2 separate regions of the Homo sapiens genome follow, and region 1 is linked to region 2. A link is an interaction called in ENCODE POLR2A ChIA-PET data of the cell type or tissue named here. Cell type or tissue: MCF 10A. All regions are shown on one strand.

Region 1 (8,000 bases), 97 kb before region 2:
TGCTGTTCCCAAAATGTACTGGCATTCAAGATAATAATAAGAAAAATAAATTCAAAACATAAAGATTAGAAAGGAAGAAACAAGACAGTTGTTATTTGTAGATGATATGATTTTCTTTATATAAAACCAAAAGAATATGTAAATATATTACTTAAAATAGACAGTTTAGAAAGATGGCTGCGTATAAGGGCCACATTAAAACATCAGCTGCCATGTAATAACATAGATTAAATCTGGAAACAAAATGCAAAGTGGGGGGGAAAAGTCCTAGAAGAATAGGCCAACATGATGCCATTTCCACAGGGCTCAAAACCAGGCAAAACTAAGTAATAAACAAGCATGCATTTGAGATAACACTCTCTATATATCCTTTTTTTTTTTTTTGAGACAGAGTCTCGCTCTGTCGCCCAGGCTGGAGTACAGTGGGGCGATCTGGGCTCACTGCAACCTCCGCCTCCTGGGTTCAAGCGATTCTTCTGCCTCAACCTCCCAAGTAACTGGGATTACAGGCGCCTACCACCACACCTGGCTAATTTTCATTATTTTTAGTAGAGACGGGGTTTCACCATCTTGGTCAGGCTGGTCTTGAACTCCTGACCTCGTGATCCACCCACCTGGGCCTCCCTAAGTGCTGGGATTACAGGCGTGAGCCATATGCCTGGCCACTTTTTTTTTTTTTTTTTTTTTTGAGACAGAGTCTTGCGCTGTTGCCTGGGCTGGAGTGCAGTGGCACCATCTCGGCTCACTGCAACCTCCACCTCCCAGGTTCAAGGGATTCTCCTGCCTCAGCCTTCCGAGTAGCTGGGACTACAGGTGTCTGCCACCATACCAATTTTTTGTATTTTTAGTAGAGATGAGGTTTCACTATGTATCGAACTCCTGACCTTGTGATCTGCCCGCCTCGGCCTCCCAAAGTGCTGGGATTACAGGCGTGAGCCACTGAGCCTGGCTTACACTTATTTTTAAAATGATTTTCACAAAAAGGATATTCACTGTAACATGATTCTTAAAAGCCTGTGGCCAGGCATGGTGGCGCACACCTGTAATCCCAACACTTTGGGAGGCTAACTTGGGAGGATTGCTTGAGAGGTCAGGGCTGTAGTATGCAGTGAGCCATGATCACGCCACTGCACTCCAGCCTGGATGACAGAGCAAGACCTTGTCTCAAAAAAAAAGAAAGCCTCAAACTGAAAACAACCTACATACTCATCAGCAAATAAACAAGTAAATAAAGTGTACAATAAAATACTACTCCACAACAGAAAGAAATAACTGTTGGTATTCTCAATAACATGGATGAATCTCAAAAACGTTATGGTGAAAAACAACAAAAACTAGACACAAAACAGTAAATATTGTGTGATTCCATTTATATGAAATTCTAAAACAGGCAAAACGAATTTATGGAGACAGAAAGCAGAATGGTGGTTGCCTCTGGCAGAGGAGAGGGTGTTGATTGACAGGGATACAGAGGACTTTCTGGGGTGATGGAAATTTTTTTTTTTGACAGGGTCTTGCTTTGTCACCTAGGCTGGAGTGAGTGCAGAGGCATGGTCACGGCTCACTGCAGTCTCCATCTCCCAGGCTCAAGTGAACCTTCCACTTCAGCCTTCTTGGTAGCTGGGGCCACAGGTGTGCACCACCAGGCCTGGCTAATTTTTTTTTTTAATTTTTAGTAGAGATGAAGTTTCACTGTGTTGCCCAGCCTGTCTTGAACTCCTGGGCTCAAGTGATCCTTTCACCTTGGCTCCCCAAAGTGCTGGGATTACAGGTGTGAGCCACTGCACCCAGCCTGAAATGATATATATATATTTTTGAGACAGAGTCTTGCTCTGTCACCCAGGCTGCAGTGCAATGGTGCCATCTTGGCTCACTGCAACCTCTGCCTCCTGGGTTCAAGCGATTCTCCTGCCTCAGCCTCCTGAGTAGTTGGGACTACAGGTGGGTGCCACCACATCCAGCTAATTTTTGTAATTTTTAGTAAAGACAGGGTTTTACTATGTTGGCCAGGCTGGTCTCGAACTCCTGACCTCGTGGTCTGCCTGCCTGGGAAAAGTGCTGGGATTACAGGTGCGAGCCACCGCGCCCCGCTGATACATATTTTCAATGGAGTAGTGGTTCCATAGGTGTAAACATTTTTCCAAACTCATCAAACTATATGCTTAAAATCTATGCATTTTTTTGTATCTAAATGATACTTAATAAAAAACAGCATTTGGAAAGAAATTATGTAACATAATAAAATGATAACACAAAGGTTTTTTATAACATGATAACACAAAGGTTTTTCGTTTGTTTGGGTTGTTCTGAGGTAAGGTCTTGCTCTATTGTCCAGGCTGAAGTGCAGTGGCCCCACCATGCCTCGACCTCCTGGGCTCAGGTGATCCTCCCACCTCAGCCTCCTGAGTTAGCTGGGACTACAGGCACACGCCACCACACTCAGACAAGTTTTTTGTATTTTTTTCTAGAGACAGGGTCACTCTATGTTACCCAGGCTGGTCTCAAACTCCTGGGCTCAAGAGATCCATCTGCCTCAGCCTCCCAAAGTCCTGGGATTATAGGTGGGAGCCACAAAACCCAGGCTTTAAATTTTTTTTTTTTTTTTTGAGACAGAGTCTCGCTGTATCGCCCAGGCTGGAGTGTGGTGGCATGATCTTGGCTCACTGCAACCTCCACCTTCTGGGTTCAAGCAATTCTCCTGCCTCAGCCTCCCAAGTAGCTGGGATTACAGGTGCATGACACCACACCCGACTAATTTTTGTATTTTTAGCAGAGAAGGTGATCTGCCTGCCTCAGCCTCCCAAAGTGCTGGGGTTACAGGCATGAGCCACTGCACCCAGTCCTCCCATATTTTTTTTCTTTGAGCCAGGGTCCTCACTCTGTCGCCCACACTGGAGTGCAGTGATGCAATCTCGGCTCACTGCAGCCTCGCCCTGCTGGGCTCAAATGATCCTCCCACGTCAGCATCCTGAGTACCTGGGACTACAGGCATAGGAACAGGGTGTTACCATCTTGCCCTTAGAGGGGAAGTAGATAGGGAGAAGGAGGGGTCCCATAGGTAGATAAAGTTATTAGTGATGTTCTAGCTATTGGTTTGCTTGCTGGGTTTAAGGATTTATTATTATTATACTTTTATTAACAGATGTTAGTTAATTATTAACATATATGTTACATTCAATATTTTGTAAATATCAGAAGATATATTTTTAAAAACTTGGAAAGCAAGTGGTCACCTAAGGACAAGGAAAATTTAGATTCGTGCAAGAAGTGATACTTGAAAGAGAGAGAAGATTTTTACAGACAAACTGGCAGCAGACATCCCAGATAGAACACCACCCCTGGTGTTGGCAAGCACACAGAGGCTCGGCAGGGCGAGGCCCTTGGGAAGCACTTGCTGTTAGCCTCCCTGACGTCATTCTTGTTTCTGGCATTGAGGCCTAATGTTGCCAACAAGATTAACTTTGTTGAGCACATGGATCAGGCAAAATACTGCTTTTTGGCATCTCTCAGAGAGCCAAGTATTGGTATAGTTTGTACAGTAGTTGGTTGCTACATGTATGCTACTCTGACTGAATTCTTTTTTTTTTTTTTTTGAGATGGAGTCTCGCTCTGTCACCCAGGCTGGAGTGTAGTGGCACGATCTTGGCTCATGGCAACCCTGCCTCCCAGGTTCTAGCGATTTTCCTGCCTCACCCTCCCAAGTAGCTGGGATTACAGGCTTGCAGCACCGTGCCTGGCTAATTTTTATATTTTTAGTAGAGACAGGGTTTCACCATGTTGGCCAGGCTGGTCTTGAACTCCTGGACTCAAGTGATCTGCTTGCCTCAGCCTCCCAAAGTTCTGGGATTACAGGCATGAGCCACCATGCCCGGCCACTCTGACTGAATTGTATGATTGGTTAAGCAGAATATCTAAAAATCAGATCTGTTTTTTTTTCCTCTGGTTGTACTTGAACTAAATTTATATGCCAAGTTTATGGGGTTGAATTTTCAGTTATGTTTGTTAATATGAGTATGTGCACGTATGTGTGCAGGATGAGGACATTTGCATGGAACTGGCTCAAAAAATACTACCAGTTTTGATAAGCGTGTGGAATTAGTGAATGTTGTGATTTGCAACAAAATATTTAAGAACAGTAGAGTCCTAAAATCCAGCACAGCCGGGCACGGTGGCTCACGCCTGTAATCCCAGCAATTTGGGAGGCTGAGGTGGGCGGATCACTTGAGGTCAGGAGTTCGAGACCAGCCTGGCCAACATGGTGAAACCCTGTCTCTATTAAAAACACAAAAATTGGCCGGGCGCGGTGGCTCACGCCTGTAATTCCAGCACCTTGGGAGGCTGAGGCCGGCGGATCACGAGGTCAGGAGATGGAGACCATCCTGGCTAACATGGTGAAACCCCGTCTGCACTGAAAATACAAAAAATTAGCCAGGCGTGGTGGCAGGCGCCCGTAGTCCCAGCTACTCAGGAGGCTGAGGAAGGAGAATGGTGTGAACCTGGGAGGCGGAGCTTGCAGTGAGCCGAGATTGTGCCACTGCACTCCAGCCTGGGTGACAGAGTGAGGCTCCGTCTCAAAAAAAAAAAAAAAAAATTAGCTGGGCGTGGTGCCATGTGCCTGCAATCTGAGCTGCTCGGGAGGCTGAGGCAGGAGAATCGCCTGAACCTGGAAGGCGGAGGTTGCAGGGAGCTGAGATCACGCCATTGCACTCCAGCCTGGGCAACAGACCGAGACTCCATCTCAAAAAAAAAAAAGATTCACTACAATTAGGATTTGCAGTTGGTTGGTTAACTAAAAATTTTGGTTAAAGTAAGCAATCATAAAAACTAAAAGGCTGGTCAGGCCCAGTGGCTCATGCCTGTAATCCTAGCACTATGGGAGGCCAAGGTGGGCAGATTGCCTAAGCTCAGGAGTTTGAAACCAGCCTGGGCAATATGGGAACACCCCATCTCTACAAAAAAACACACAAAAATTGGCTGGGCGTGGTGGTTGCATGCCTGTAGTTCCAGCTACTTTTGGGGGCTGATTCAGGAGAATCTCTTGAGCCCAGGAGGTGGAGGTTGCAGTGATCTGAGATTGTGCCACTGCACTACTGCCTGAGTGACAAAGTGAGACCTGTCTCAAAAAAAAAAAAAAAAAAAAAAAGTAAAAAAAGTGGTGGTGCTCGCCTGTAATCCCAGCATTTAGGAAGGCTGAGGTGGGAGGATCACTTGAGCCCAGGAGTTCAAGGCTGCAGTGAGCTGTGATTGGGCCATTGTGCTCCAGCCTGAGCAACAGAGCTCAACCCTGTCTCAAAATAAATAAATAAATAATAAATTTTTAAAAGTAAAAAGTGAAAGATACAGCCCTGGACATTTGATCGTAACTTCAAGCGTATCAGTGTCTTCATCCAGCATTTGCCTGGATACACAGCCAAGCAAAGCTTTTTCTTCACACCTGGGTCTGCTCACCTGGAGGGGAGTGCTTTCAGCATAGATCCTTAATGCTGCGTCGTCTGTAGGGTCCGCAATGATTCTACACTAGATCTTCGACAGGCCTTTTCTTGTTATCTGGCTCCTGCAGACCTCCCGACACCCGCCTCTTGCTACCCCTACTCCAGAGACATTGACTTTCCCTCCAGAAACATGCCAGGCTCATTTCATTTCCGCCTCAGGCCCTTTGCACAAGCTGTTGCCCCTGCCTAGAAGGCTCTATCTTACATCTTTATGTGGCTGGATTCTTCTGTCATTCGGATCATACTTTGAGCGACGGAGAGATACCTCTGCCTTTCGTCTAAAGTAACTGTACCCTGCAAGATCTAGCTATTTGCCAGTCTGCCTTTCATCTCTAGAATGTAGTGGAGCAGGAACTGAAAGGGTCTTGTTTGCTGCTCCGGCATCCAGAGCAGAGCATGTATTGGGTGCTCAATAAATATCAGCAAATGATGAACAAATGTTGAGAGGAGAGAGGGATAAAGATGTTTGAGAATGGCTCATCGCATGTGATACGCCATGTGATCTGCCTATATTTGTCATCAAAGCCTTTGAGTCAGAGTTGTGCTTCTTTTAGGTGTATCACTGTGCAAAAATCAAGTTTTATCCAAGTTACATTTTATTTAGAATTTTTGTAATCTAGAAAGCTACTGATCTCCATAGATGTTGGAGTGCAAACAGTTTCTCCAAATTCTTATGATCTGCACTTGAGATTAATTAGGATTCTTTTGTTTACCTGCTGGGAAGCCCAAGATTATATGAATTTCTTTTAAAATTTTAAAATTATTTTTTACAGAGACTGGGTCTCCCTATGTGGTCCAGGCTGGTCTCAAACTCCTGGGCTCAAGCGATCCCCCTGCCTCAGCCTCCCAAAGTGCTGGGATTACAGGTGTGTGCCACCGTGCCTGGCCTTATGTAAATTCTAAAAACCTAAATATCCTTCTTTACAGATTCCTAAGCCATTGATCCCCAGCTGTCCCACCTCTCTAGGGTTTCTCCTGCAGCTTTCTTGCCCTCTTCACCTTCCATGTCCAGGAGCCTCAAGTTTGCCACCATTACAGGAGTCTTTAAAAACGTAGATATCGGCCGCAGTGGCTCACACCGGTAATCCCAGCACTTTGGGAAGCCGAGGCGGGTGGATCACCCGAGGTCAAGAGTTTGAGACCAGCCTGGGCCGGGTGTGGTGGTTCACACCTGTAATCCCAGCACTTTGGGAGGCCGTGGTGGATGGATCATGAGGTCAGGAGATCGAGACCATCCTGGCTAACACAGTGAAACTCCGTCTCTACTAAATATACAAAAAAAATTAGCAGGGCATGGTGGCAGTTGCCTGTAGTCCCAGCTACTCGGGAGGCTGAGGCAGGAGAATGGCGTGAACCTGGGAGGCGGAGCTTGCAGTGAGCCAAGATCACACCACTGCACTCCAGCCTGGGCAACAGAGCAAGACTCTGTCTCAAAAAAAAAAAAAGAGTTTGAGACCAGCCTGGCCAACATGGTGAAACCCTGTCTCTACTAAAAATACAAAAATTAGCTGGGCGTGGTGTTGGTCACCTGTAATCCCAGCTACTCGGGAGGCTGAGGCAGGAGAATCACGTGAACCTGGGAGGCAGAGGTTGCAGTGAACCATTGCACTCCAGCCTGGGCTACAGAGCAAGACTCCAACTCAAAAAAACAGCTCAATTCTGGACAGCCCCATGCCCATGCCCACCTGCACGACAGAGCACTCTCAATGGCCAGGCACTATCCTGGGGCCTTCACCTGCCCTTGCCATGTTGTCACAATTCTACAGGTGAGCATGTGGAGGCTGACTTCAGCACAGTGTCTGTCACTGGTAGACTGTGGGGCAGGGATTTGGGATTAAGCTTCTTGAGTCCCAACCGGATGCCCCTTGACCATCACTTTATGCTGCCATTACCGGGGAGGTTCAAGCGAGGACAGTGCTGAGTGTCCGAGAGTGTCCAAGCTCCTGACCCGCTCCTGCAGTGGGAAGCCCTGGTTGGGCCCCAGTGTCTCCTGACAGCTACCCTCTGGGCCTCCTGGCCTGCCTGGATCCCGCTTCTTAGAACAAAGGTGAGACTGGCCACCTGCTTGTTTGTACTCGGGACAAACTGTGTACACGGCCTGGTCCATAAAACCCCCTGAGCTCCCTGCTGTTTACCTGTCCTGTCTCCCCAGGAGGCTAATGGGAGGCGAGCTGGTCTCTGTCCTGGAGCTGCCCCTGCCCTGGCCATGCCCTGGCCGCATTTCTGGATCAATGGCCACTGACCAGAGGCCTGACTGTGCCACTGACCTACACGTTGGTGCCACTTCCCTGAGGGGCTCATATGTGGACGTTTCATGGAAGGGATAGCCCCTCCACTTTTTTGATGAAGTTGAATTTAAACAGGATGAAACTTTGGCCCTTGTCACTTTTTTTTTTTTTTTTAATGTTTTTAATTAAATTGCCTGGGTCACTGACACCCTGGAGAGACTAGGAAATGCAGCGTTGCAGTTTGTTAATGATACACCATCTGTTTGTTCGCACTGTGTGG
Region 2 (8,000 bases):
CCAGGATCCCGGTTCAGGCTATCACTATCACCTGAACTCTTCTACTTTATTCCAAAATGCAAATGTTACACCATCTAACATTAGTGGTTACCTAATTATTCTTAGACCCAAATCCTTATGAAAGAGAAGACCCAGCATGGCCTCCTGCCACGATCACTTTTCTCACTGGCTCCACATTCACAAGGCTCAGCACCTGCTCTCCCTGTGACCTGGACTCTTCTGATCTCCGTCCCCCACCCCCACACCACCCCCCGACCACATCGTTCCTATTCACCCCTCGGGGCTGTGCTTACAGCCTCAGGGAGCCTTCTTTGACCCACAGATCATGGCATGCTCCTGTGCTATGCACCATGTTTCTCCCTGCGAAGTCTGACCCAGTTTGTGAGGATGTGCTTCCTTTGGGATCATTATTTCATCAATGCCTCTCTCTCCCACGAGACCCTAACATCTATGAGTGCAAAACCAAAGTCATCTTTGCCCACATTTATGTCTACAACAGATGTCACAGTGTCTGGCCCTTCTTAGGAACTCAGCAAACATTCACTCTTGTCAAATGTTAACCTCCAAGAAAGCAAAGTCTAGACTAGCTGTCCCTACTCCCTAATTCCCATCCTCTGCTTATCACTAATAACCTTCTAAAGGTCAACCTGGTGTGTTCTTTGAGTCCTATCCAACTTGAAGACACCATTCCCCCGGCTCCCCTCTTCTTACTCTTTCAATTCTGACTGCCCCCAACAAGTCTGCCCCAAGTCCTGACCTTCTTGCTCTTATCTTCTCATTCTATGACACCAATTTCTTTTTTTTCTTATTTTTTTGAGATGGAGTCTTGCTCTGTCGCCCAGGCTGGAATGCAGTGGCACAATCTCGGCTCACTACAAGCTCCACCTCCCGGGTTCACGCCATTCTCCTGCCTCAGCCTCCTGAGTAGCTGGGACTACAGGCCCCCGCCACCATGCCTGGCTAATTTTTTTGTATTTTTAGTAGAGACGGGGTTTCACCATGTTAGCCAGGATGGTCTCGATCTCCTGACCTCGTGATCCGCCCGCCTCGGCCTCCCAAAGTGCTGGGATTACAGGCGTGAGCCACCGCGCCTGGCCAATTCTATGACACCAATTTCTTAACCTTTGGAAACCACTAAGAATCTGATCACAAGTTAAGGATGCGCTCTATCATAGCACGCCAAATGGAAATGCACAGAAAATATTGCCTTTTTTCCCCCTCAGGCTGTTGTCGCCCTTTTGCCCAGGCTGGAGTGCAGTGGTGCGATGTTTACTCATTAGAACCTCCATCTCTTGAGTTCAAGCGATTCTCGTGCCTCAGCCTCCCAAGTAGCTGGGATTACAGGTGCACACCACTACACCCGGCTAATTTTTGTATTTTTAGTAGAGATGGGGTTTCACCATGTCGGCCAGGCTGGTCTCAAAGTCCCGACCTCAGGTGATCCACCCACCTCACCCTCCCAAAGTGCTGGGATTATAGGCATGAGCCACTGGGCCCAGCTGCTTCTAATTGCTGGTGGTTATGGAGCCCTGGACACCAGTCACCTAGGCCACAGCAGAGTCTAGTGAAGGACCTAACTGACTTGCACCATCACCCAGGCTGGTGCAGTGGCACGATCTTGGCTCACTGCAGCCTGCGCCTCTCAACCATCACCCCCTTTAAGCTGCCACCTTTGTCTGCTAAATCTTCATTTCTGCGCTGACGTCTCTTGAGCTCAAGGCCTGATTTCCCATGCAAATTTGCTCTCTCTTCCTAGATGTCTCACAAGCACTGTCAACAAAGAAACTTATTTATTTCCCCAAAGTTGCTGTTTTTACACTGTCTCTAGCTTGAGCTGTTGCCCCGAGCTCGGTAGCTGCTTTTAAAGAGGTCATCTTATTCAACCATGGAACCTCTATAAAGTCATCCAGGATCCTTCCCACAATGGAAAAACTTTATTTGCTCAATCTAATTTTCACATAGTTTTTCAAAATGCACTCAACATCTTTCCTGAGAACAAACCAATTCCAGAACAAAATAATTAATAACACTGACACACGTTGAAGAAAGGAACAAGGAAATCATTTGAACAGCTCCCCTCTCACCCTGCTCCAACCTTCCCACCACCAGGAACGGATGAAATGTGCTAAGGGACCAGTGAAGAAGCTGACGGTGTCCTCAGGATGAAATAGAGAGGGAAAGAAATGCTATTCATTCCACAAACATTCCAACCCCAGGAAGGCCCTCCTCCTGCATCTAGCCACGGTAATATCCCAATTATTCTCCAGAACAGCAACCAGGCTGGTTGGCCTCCTCTCCGACCTCATATTCTGTCAAACTAACACCCAGCTCTGTTCTAGTCATTCTACCAACCTGCCATTCTTTCCCCTTCTGTTCTGAGTTTTCAAATTCTTCCTTGCGGCCCAGAACAAATGACTCATAGATGGGGAGTGTGTCACCGCCAACTGCCCCTCTCTATTTAAAAACAGAGCTCAAGTTCTACCTTTTCAACAACACCTTCCCCAATTCAGTGATGTCAGCAAATGCTTACCAGGCAGTATTATGTGTGCTGTGTCCTGTGTGGAGCCTGAATGTACTAGAATAGAGAGGAGATCAAAAGATAAAAATAACATGGCCTCTGGCGTCAAGGTATTTCCAGTCCAGCAGAACGATTTTCTTTTTTAAAATAATAAAACAAAGTAAAGCTCTAGGCTGATAAAGACACAGGCTAATGTTACAGTACAAGCTGAGGCAAAAAGTAATGTGTACTTTCTCTGAAACTGCATTTTATTTGTACTCCTGTGATTTTATGATTCTCCTACAGTAATCTATATCCACAGCTGATTTGGAAACTTCCGGAGGGCAGGAACTGTATTTTACCTGTCTCTAGTGAAGCTTCAGGAATAAGCCTTAGAGAGGAAGAAAGCTACAGCAGAGAGCCCAGGGAGAGAGGCCAGAGGTCATCCTACCATGATCCTACCACGGAACCAGTTTTTCTAAAGGCAGTTCCCCTCATCCTTATCACAAAAAAGCAGCAAATCATAACGAAGCCGCAAATTAACCAGAACCTTTCTTCTTCAAGGAATGAATCATTTACACACCAAAGGATATGAAGTGGAGTTTTGTCCAATGACATATTCAATTGCCTTGGTCTCCTAGAACTCTAATTTGATGTTGAGATTAAATACATCTTCCAAGATCCTTGAGTGGCAATTGAGAAATACAATTTAAGAAAAATGAATAAAAGTATCTACCTCTAAACCCCACCTTTTCTAGCCCATTAAGGTGATGGTGATTTCAGGTCAAGAGCAAGGCCGTCGAGGTGAAGCTAAAAAGACGTGGCTGGGCTGCAGGGCCGCAGGGCTGTGGTGTCTAGCCAGCTGTTACAGTAGGTGGTTCACGGACAGCTGTGAGTCACACTGACTGAAGTGGCAGCTCTTGACCAGTACTGTAGGCGCTAAGATCCGGTATTTGCTCTTAGACCGTGGGAGCAAAGACTAACAAGGAAAATACAACAGAACAGCTGGGAAATAAATTCCCTTCTGGCCTGCACAAAAAGGGCCCCTGCCAAGTCATTTTCCATCCTGGAGCCAGGGGAGGTCTAGGAAGGATATGTGCTTTTCTGTCCTTCAAATCCTTTGGCCTTCCCTCCAGTCTCACTTATCACTTCCCACCCCCTCCCCCAACCCCTGCTAAAAATGATACTAGGCTTTGACTCTGTTTCGTAACACAAAGCTTGACAAAAATATATGAGTGGACAAGCAACTTTTAAAACGTCATTTTAGCATATTTTTCTTTTTTCTTTTTTGAGACGGAGTCTTGCTCTATCGCCCAGGCTAGAGTGCAATGGCACGATCTCGGCTCACTGCAACCTCCGCCTTCCCTCGTGCAGAGGGAAGGGGTTCCGAGTGGATCTCCCAGTTCGTGGTGAGATGCAGTTGGTTTTATAGATGAACTTGAGAAGGTGGTGTCTGATTTACACAGGGCACAAAGGATTGGTGGGACCAGGTGAGCCATTCACATAGCATGCAAAGAAGCTGGCCACCCCACCCTAATCTCTCTTTTTTTTTTTTTTTTTTGAGACAGAGTCTTGCTCTGTCACCCAGGCTGGAATTCAGTGGCATGATCTTGGCTCACTGCAACCTCTGCCTCCCAGGTTCAAGTGATTCTTCTGCCTCAGCCTCCCGAGTTGCTGGGATTACAGGCATGCACCACCATGCCCAGCTAATTCTGTATTTTTAGTAGAGACAGAGTTTCACCATTTTGGCCAGGCTGGTCTCGAACTCCTGAACTCAGGTAATCCACCCGCTTCAGCCTCCCAAACTACTGAGATTATAGGTATGAGCCACCACGCCCAGCCCCTAGTCTCTTATCATGCAGGTGGGGTCTCTATCTGGCCAGCACCATGTAGCCTGCTTCTTTACTACACACGTGGCAACAAAGGAAAGGGGAGAGAGCCTCTGTGTTGAACATACCTGGCTTCCAGGAAGCCCTTTTCTATTGGCACAGCTGCTGGCATTTACCTATGCAAGCTTCCAGCTTGCTTGTCTATGTTTGCAGCTTGATTTTTCAGGCTGCTTTGTATTAGAAAAGAAATTATTTGTGGGCTGCTTTTTATTAAAAGGACTGAGGACTCTCTTACCCTCACTATCTGCCTAAGTAATTTCTTTTTAACACCTGTATCAATCTCTCTATCTCCTTATCCAGATTCAGGAAAGGTGAACTCACAGGAAAAGGAGACTAAAGTTCTGATAGAGGAACTTTTACCATAGGCTACCAGCCATTCTTTCCAGGGATGATGTGTGCAAGACTCATCTGCATAACAAGACAGCCTTTGCTCACCCATGCCTTTCCTCCTGGCGGCCCCCGTGACGTGTCACCACCTCCCACCTGGAGCTCCAGGCATCTAGTCCTCTCTGTAGGGTATAAAAACTGCAGTCATCTGGCCCTTCTTTGAGTCTCATATTTGTGTGGCTCCCTGTGCATGTGCACAGAATAAATGTGTGTGCCTTTGTCCTGTTAGCCCTCTATTGAGAGTTCGTTTTGTAGACTCAAATGAGCAAACCTTCAAAAATGGGGAAAGGAAATTCCCTTTGCTCCTACACCCTTCTCTTGGTTTCAAGAGAGCCATGAATAGCTTCACCAGGGAACTGTCAGTTCTCTTAGGAAACCACCCAGATTCCAGCTACAACCTTGTAGGATCAGAGTAAACCAGCCTTCAGAAGAATGCATGCCTCGGCCGGGCGCGGTGGCTCATGTCTGCAATCCTAGCACTTTAGGAGGCCGAGGAGGCGGATCACCTGAGGTCAGGAGATCAAGACCAGCCTGGCCAACATGGCAAAACCCTGTCTCTACTAAAAATACAAAAAATTTAGCCAATACAAAAAAAATTAGCCGAGAGTGGTGGTACATGCCTGTAATCCCAGCTACTCGGGAGGCTGAGGCAGGAGAATTGCTTGAACCCGGGGGGCAGAGGTTGCAGCGAGCCGAGATCACGCCACTGCACTCCAGCCTGTGGGATAGAGTAAGACACTGTCCGCCCCCACCCAAAAAAAGAAGAATGCATGCCGCTTAGGACCTCCAGTTTAGCATTCAATGCTTGGTTAAGAGTAACTTTTTGACCCAGGCAGTATTTTTCTTTAAGTGAGCTCAGTGATAAATGCATTTTCTGGATACAATATCTGGCAACATATCTTACTTTATTAACGTTAGTTTTGGGGGCACACACACTTTTTCAGTTTCAGTAGCACTTTGTCTGAGCTGGTTCTTCCTATGAGATGTTATCAACAACATGTACTGGGGTATTCCTATGTAAAGAATACTATTCTAGTGGGGAATATGCAAAACTCATAATCAAGTTGGGGGAACGTATACAAACAATTTATGCATATACATAAATAATGAACACACACTCTCTCACTCTTTGTTGTTGCTGTTGTTGTTGTTGTTTTTGAGACTGAGTCTTGCTCTGTTGCCCAGGCTGGAGCGCAGTGGCGCAATCTCAGCTCACTGGAACCCCCACCCGCCAGGTTCAAGCTATTCTCCTGCCCCAGCCTCCCAAGTACCTGGGACTACAGGCGTGGGCCACCACACCCAGCTAATTATTGTATTTTTAGTAGAGACAGGGTTTTGCCATGTTGGCCAGGCTGGTCTCAAACTCCTGACCTCAGGTGATCCACCCACCTTGGTGCCTTGGCCTCCCAAAGTGCTGGGATTACAGGCATGAGCCACTGCACCCAGCTTTTTTTTTTTTTTTTTTTAAAGACAGGGTCTCATTATGTTGTCCAGGCTGGCCTCAAATTCCCACGCTCAAGCGATCCTCCCATCTTAACTTCCTAAGTATGAACACACTTTTTTTTTTTTTTTGAGATGGAGCCTCGCTCTGTCTCCCAGGCTGGAGTGCAGCGGCGCAACCTCGGCTCACTGCAACCTCCGCCTCCCGGGTTCCAGCGATTCTAGCAATTCTCCCACCTCAGCTTCCTGAGTAGCTGGGATTACAGGCACGTGCCCCATGCCTGGCTAATTTTTTGTTTTGTTTTGTTTTGTTTCAGTAGAGATGGGGTTTCACTATGTTGGCCAGTCTGGTCTCGAACTCCTGACCTGAAGTGATCCACCCTCCTCAGCCTCCCAGAGTCCTGTGATTACAGGCGTAAGCCACCATGCCCGGCCAGACACACTCTTTTGATTATTTTTTTCCAGTTAGATCTGATCTGCTGGTAGCTTTCAGCATCACCCTAGCCCTTTAGCTTTCTTCACTTTAGACATACCAAAATAAAGATTAGGACATTGAGACAGGCAGAGTAGTGTAAAGCTACAGAAAGGAAAATATGAAATTAATAATATCTCACTTATCCAAGAATCACATATGTAATTATCTTAGCTAATTGGAACTCTGTTGAGAAAAAGGGAAAGAAAATACAAAAAGATATTTTGGTAGTCAACTTAGAAGTGACAAAGCTAATGCACCAGATATTACATACACAGAGAGGCAGACACAGGAGAATAAGTGATCATTGTTCAGAAGAGAAATGAAAGTTTTTTATTTAAAAAATAGTACATTGGCTGGATGCAGTAGCTCACGCCTGTAATCTCAGCCCTTTGGGAGGCCGAGGTGGGTGGATCACTTGAGGTCAGGAGTTCAAGAACAGCCTGGCCAACATGGTGTAACCCCATCTCTACTAAAAAAACAAAAATTAGTCGGGCGTGGTGGCACGTGCCTGTGATCTCAGCTCCTTGGGAGGCTGAGGCAGGAGAATCACTTGAACCTGGGAGAAGGAGGTTGCAGTAAGCCAAGATCACGCCAATGCACTCCAGCCTGGGTGACAGAGCAAGACTCTGTGTCAAAACAAAAACAAACAAACAAAAAACAATAGTACATGGACTCAAAAAGCTTATTCATGCAGAGCAAGCTGGTGCAGAGTCAAAAGGTCTAATACTCCCAAACCTGTGAAAATCTCAATGCGAAATCCCAATTGTGAAATCCCAATTTCACACCTATGGCTGTAACAGTCTAGAAAAGCTACTAGCACACAGTAGGCCCTCAATATGCATTCACTGGTGAATGATGGACAGCAACTACTGTTCTAAATGAGGAGCCAAGACCTCAATAAACAGATAGATTGTACTGAATATAATTTTAGTTAGGTATAATAGATGTAGAGTAAACATTTTACTTTTTTTCCAAAAAGCTCACTATAAAAGTAAGTTTCCTGGCCAGGTACAGTGGCTTGCACCTGTAATCCCAGCACTTTGGGAAGCTGAGGTGGGCAGATCACTTGAGGCCAGGAGTTCAAGACCAGCCTGACCAACATGGTGAAAGTACAAAAAATACAAAAATTAGCCAGGCGTGGTGGTGCGCACCTGTAGTCCCAGCTACTTGGAAGGCTGAGGCAGGAGAATCACTTGAGCCCAGGAAGCGGAAGTTGCAGTGAGCCAAGATCATGTGACTGTATTCCAGCCTGGGCAATACAGTGAGACTCTGTCTCAAAAAAAAAAAAACAAAAAGTTTCCTGTATAATGAA

The links. ChIA-PET counts read pairs that join two places held together with the same protein. Peaks named below come from ENCODE experiments on the same cell type or tissue, not always from the same donor. Only the 100,000 strongest peaks of a DNase experiment are listed, where the experiment ranks them.
Region 1: POLR2A ChIA-PET joins it to region 2 with 10 read pairs; 8 of 35 experiments call an interaction of 5 or more read pairs at or near these places.

What each region holds. Positions count from the first base shown.
Region 1 is chr1:8,169,937-8,177,936 of GRCh38, reverse strand. No RefSeq gene overlaps it. Among named protein-coding and RNA genes, the nearest start is that of LINC01714, 35 kb to the left of the region's middle. RefSeq lists an enhancer at 4,351-4,881. In MCF 10A, no CTCF peak of the experiment used is centred here; DNase peaks (open chromatin) are centred at 2,956 and 3,416.
Region 2 is chr1:8,072,803-8,080,802 of GRCh38, reverse strand. The region is part of intron 2 of ERRFI1-DT (ERRFI1 divergent transcript); the gene reads right to left. Among named protein-coding and RNA genes, the nearest start is that of ERRFI1-DT, 50 kb to the right of the region's middle. In MCF 10A, no CTCF peak of the experiment used is centred here; DNase peaks (open chromatin) are centred at 2,452 and 3,432.